2 separate regions of the Mus musculus genome follow, and region 2 is linked to region 1. Evidence: chromatin loops called from intact Hi-C (ENCODE). Cell type or tissue: left cerebral cortex. All regions are shown on one strand. Region 1 holds the start of Ripply3 (ripply transcriptional repressor 3). Region 2 overlaps Hlcs (holocarboxylase synthetase (biotin- [propriony-Coenzyme A-carboxylase (ATP-hydrolysing)] ligase)).

What was found. Peaks named below come from ENCODE experiments on the same cell type or tissue, not always from the same donor. Only the 100,000 strongest peaks of a DNase experiment are listed, where the experiment ranks them.
Region 2: a loop joins it to region 1, with 2.6 times the contacts of the local background. A loop is called at or near these places in 20 of 42 quality-filtered maps.

Annotation. Positions count from the first base shown.
Region 1 is chr16:94,326,264-94,328,763 of GRCm38, forward strand. It overlaps Ripply3 (ripply transcriptional repressor 3), which reads left to right and starts at 2,159. Exons shown (of 4, transcript NM_133229.2): 1 at 2,159-2,334. The coding sequence starts at 2,234. In left cerebral cortex, no CTCF peak of the experiment used is centred here; no DNase peak of the experiment used is centred here; H3K4me3 peaks cover 934 bases.
Region 2 is chr16:94,268,488-94,270,987 of GRCm38, forward strand. Hlcs (holocarboxylase synthetase (biotin- [propriony-Coenzyme A-carboxylase (ATP-hydrolysing)] ligase)) reads right to left here. Exons shown (of 11, transcript NM_001360045.1): 3 at 49-211. Among named protein-coding and RNA genes, the nearest start is that of Hlcs, 21 kb to the right of the region's middle. In left cerebral cortex, a CTCF peak has its summit at 1,324 (motif pointing right); a DNase peak (open chromatin) is centred at 1,329.

The DNA of each region.
Region 1 (2,500 bases):
GAACACAACAGTTACTTTTATAGATACAGAAATTAGAGTAGTGGTTACCCAGGGTGGGGGAGGGGAATCTAGGTCCAAAGCAGGGGCAGCTTCAGTGTGGGATCAAAACCTTCTGGGGAGCCAGGCGGTGGTGGTGCATGCCTTTAATCCCAGCACTCGGGAGGCAGAGGCAGGCAGATTTCTGAGTTCGAGGCCAGCCTGGTCTACAAAGTGAGTTCCAGGACAGCTGGGGCTACACAGAGAAACCCTGTCTCGAAAAACCAAAAAAATACAAACAAACAAACAAACAAAAAAGCATCTGGGATGAAGTGGGTATGGGAAGGGGATGTGAGTGCTTTATCTCACTCACTTAAGTGTAGATTTGAAAACGATTAAAATGGTAAGTTTGAATTCTATTTTGCAACAGTAAAAAAAGCAATACGTTCATTGTTGAAAATTTAGAAAACATTTTAAAAATCCTTAAAGCTGGGTCAGTAAGATAACTCATCAGATAAAGAAGCCAAGAAATGCTGAGCTTCATCCCAGAATCCACCTGGGAGACAGAAAGAGCAGCCCCCCACAAGATGTCTTCTGGCCCCCACATGTCTTGCCCATACACATAAGCAAACAAACAAACAAACAAATGTAAAAACAAAGTTACCCTAAGCAGCTCCTCTTTCTAAACCTTGTATCTAGGGGCTGGAGACACAGCTCAATGGTTAAGGGCACTTGTTGCTCTTGCAGAGGACTCAGATTTGGTTCTCAACGGCCATATGGTGGCTCACAACCGTCTGTAACTCCAGTTCCAGAGGATGGAAAGGTAACATGGTGGGCAGACCTGCATGCAGGTAAAACACACATAAGATAAAATGATCTAAAAATAACCTTTTATCTAATTTTCCATAGTGTTCAGGACTCCGTAGAGTTCCTGGATTTCAGACACAGGACTAGGAGAGAAAAGAGACCTGCACAAATTTATTTATTTATTTATTTAAGTTTCTGAGACAGGGTTTCTCTGTGCATCCTTAGACTGTCCTGGAACTCACTCTGTAGACCAGGCTGGCCTTGAACTCACAGAGATCCCCTTGCCTCTGCCTCCTGAGTGATGGCTCAACATGAGTGTGTTTTTATCAGCTATATAACATACCCCCATCCTTTACATACTATTGGGAACACTTGGCTGTCACTAGATACCTTTTCATTCTTTGGGCTCACAGATACACGTTATCAAAGTTCTTTAAAAGGCACCCACATCTAGGTGTTTTTTTATTAAAACAACAAGAAACCACTGACACCTTAACTGTGTTCGTGAGTTCACATTGTTTGCTCACTCCCAGCTTCCTGCTTTATATTCAGGGCTTTTAATACTGTAAATAAAATTTGTAAATACTCCCTCTTTCCTATTTGCCCTTAATTGGTGTTAAATATTCCCCAGATCTTAAATAAACCATTCGAAAACATTTTATTCCCCACCCCTCTCGGTTTTTAAAACCCGAGTCACTTAATTTAAATGACACAGACCAAGCTACAGTGTTCACATGCAGTCACCTGGCACTGGAGAACAGGTTATTGGGCAAAGGGGTACCCGGGGTCCTGACTGGTGACCCCTAACAGGAAGCACCCCTCCCCCATCTTAAGGCTTTCGTCGGTGCGGAGGTTGCGCCTAAACCCTCGCCTGGCTTCGTAAACCCAGCTGTCACCCACTCGTGGAGCTGTCCTGACCCTCGGTGTAGCGAGGACTCTGTGCCCCACACTCACCACCTCTCACAGTGCTGAAAGGGAAACTCTGGGAGAACTGGGGTGCGGGGTGGGGCTTCATGCTTTTAGGGATCAGAGCCCCGAGGGCAGCGGCCCCAGGAGTTGCTCAGCAGTGGGGAAAATTGTTCCCCGGGACGCGCAGCCGCCACCCGTCATCTCGGAGGCCCTGTAGGCCGTCTGTCCCGCCCTGCGCTTCCCGCTCCGCCAGTGACCCTCCTGGTTTTCTTTTGTCCTTTCTCCACTCTGGACACACACCCCTCCCCGCCGTCCCGACCCTGCTCTCTTCCTTGAGCCTTTCTGGTCTCCACCCTCTGCTTCCTCCGTCCCTTCCCGAGGTCCCTTGCCCTCCCCCTCCCCACGGGGCGCAGTTTCCCCGAGTCCCCTCCCCGCCCCGCCCCAGTTTTTAAACCTGGCGCCGAGTGAGCGGGTAGGTGAGCGCGTTCAGCCAGGGGGACCAGGCGCCGTCGGGCTGAGAGATTCGCGCGACACCCGCACCATGAGACCGGAGGCGGCCGGAGTCCGGGAGGCGCGGGGACGCCTCTGCCACTGTCCGGGGGATGATCCCGGGAGGCTACCGCTGCCACGCGGGCCCGAAAGGTGAGGGTGTCCTGTGGCCCCGGTGGAGGTGCACCCAGACACTGAGCTCCTTAACCTGAGATCGACTACTGCAAACTCCTGTCTGAAGTGCAGGGACCCCGCGGATATCTGGCAAGGAAATGGGCAACACTTGCGTGTATTGAGGATCTGAAATTGATCCAGCTGG
Region 2 (2,500 bases), 58 kb before region 1:
ACCCTGGTGACATCCCTGAGCACGGAGACGCCTTCTGAAGTTACTTACAAACGATCTTCTGGGCTATCAGGCCGTTGTCCATCTGGAGCCTGTCCTCCATGAAGGCCACCCCAAGCTTGCTGAAGTTGTCCACGCTTGCCTTAGCAATTAACTGGTAGGGGTCCCCGGGTCGGCAGGCTAACGGCAGACAGCAGTCAGACCATTTTACAACCTGAGGAAGGTGAAAGACAGGGAGAGGGGGAAGCTGGGACCTCTCACATCTAGAATGACCAGACACAACACTTCACCCTCGGCCTCCTCAACACCAGATTACAGTCAGACAGTCAGACAGACAGACAGACAGACAGACAGACTTATCTGGCAGGTTACGAGACGTTGCCTTTGATTGGGAGCAAGGATGTTTGGGCTCAGACATTCTATGCTGACCTGATAAGAGTGATTGGTTACAGAGCACTAACCAGAACTCTGCCATTTGATGTGAGCCTGCTGTGGGGCGGATGCCTCTCGCACCAGCAGCACCAATTAGGCTAAGGCCTGAGGCTCTCAACTTCAAAGCCAACATAAGCCACGTAGTGAGACCCTTCCTCAAAAATCAGAACAGAGAGCAAGAGAGATGGTTCCATGGCTAAGTACACTTGCTGTTTTTCCAGGGGACCTGAGTTCAGGTCAGGTCCTGAGTTCAAATCCCTGCACCCACATGGTGACTGACAATCATCTATAATTCCAGTTCCAGGGGATCGAATGCCCTCTTCTGGTGCCACGTGCACATAAAATTTAATTTTTTAAAAAAGATTTATTTATTTATTTATTTATTATATGTAAGTACACTGTAGCTATCTTCAGACACACCAGAAGAGGGCATCCGATCTCATTACAGATGGTTGTGAGCCACCATGTGATTCCTGGGATTTGAACTCAGGACCTCTTGAAGAGCAGTCAGTGCTCTTAACCTCTGCGCCATCTCTACAGCCCCATAAAATTCAATTTAAAAAATAATATTAAAATAAAAGTAAATGTAATTTAGAAATAAATGAAGGTAAGCAAAGCCTCAGCTGCTTTAGACAAGGAAGATACCGGGGACATTCTTCAGACATGGGTAAACCCAACGTTCCTTTTGTGACAGGCACAGGACCCTCCTGAGAGTCCAGAAAATCCAATAATGTAAAAGGAAACCTGACCCCCAGCTATTTTCAAGAAGTGGGGGGCCAGCTGCAAAGATCTACCTGATGGCACATCAGATCTCCATTCCCAGAATCCTAACCTTCCAACAGGCACCGGTTACCACGGGAAGACACCACAGACAGTTCACAAGCCCACCACTAGAGGGCGAGAGACACGCAGAGAGAAAAGCCTTCCAGTTTTGTATGGAAACGTCTCACACACAATCTCCGAAGATTCCCAGGGGAGCCTGGCTGCAGAGTCTGGACTCAGACTCCACTTCCCGCGCTGCGCAAGCATCTGCACCACAACCCTCTTTGTAAAGCAGGGAAGATGACAGCATCACTGTCACCTCACCTCAGATCTGTGTGGCAATGAGATCAAAGAGAGCCTGGAATGCCACAGGGGGCTGGAGAGATGCTCGGCCCCTATGAGCACATCCTGCTGTTTCTGAGGACTCATCTCCCTCTTCCGGTCTGACACACATATACGTAAATAAGTATAAATAAATAAATAACAAGCCTTTACCAAAAGAGTCTCCAGTGAGTGGCAGCTGTTGCAACCATGAGCATGATACTAAGATGCTACAAATAAGTCCACCAAGCCCGATGGCCTAAGTTCCACCCCCAGGACCCACACGTTGGAGGGAGAGAACCGACTCTGTGAGTGTGGTCCACTGGCCTCCACGTGTGCTCCAAAGTCTATGCGTGTGCGTGCTCACACACAGGTACACAAACAATAAGTGTAATGAAGTAAAACTGTAAAAGAGAAATCGGACTTTGAATGCATTGCTGGCTGAGATGCAAATAGCTCAGCATCTTCAAGAATCATCTCAGGGTTCTTCAGATGTTAGACGCTGGGTTAGCACATGACCGAGCAATTCCATCTGAGTATGTCTCTCTCTCTCTCTCTCTCTCTCTCTCTCTCTCTCTCACACACACACACAGACACACACACACTCGCAAACACAGAGTGCATAAATGCCCACAGCCCTGTGCATAATCCCCAAACCAAACACAATCCTACTAACCCTGTAATAGGTGACTGTCTGAAGTATGCACATGCACATCCATAAATGGACAACTAAGCAGACGCTAAAGTACTAACACCACACAATCTCAGGCAAACCATGGAGAGCCTAAAAGATCCAGTCTCAGTCAGGTTCTATTGCTGTGGTGAAACACCATGACCAAAAGCAAGGGGGCGGGGAGAAGGTTTATTTGGCTTACTCTTCCGTATCACAGCTCATCATCAAAGAAAGTCTGGGCAGGAACCTGGAGGCAGGAGCTGATGCAGAGGCCATGGAGGGGTGCTGCTTACTGGCTTGCTCCCATGGCCTCCT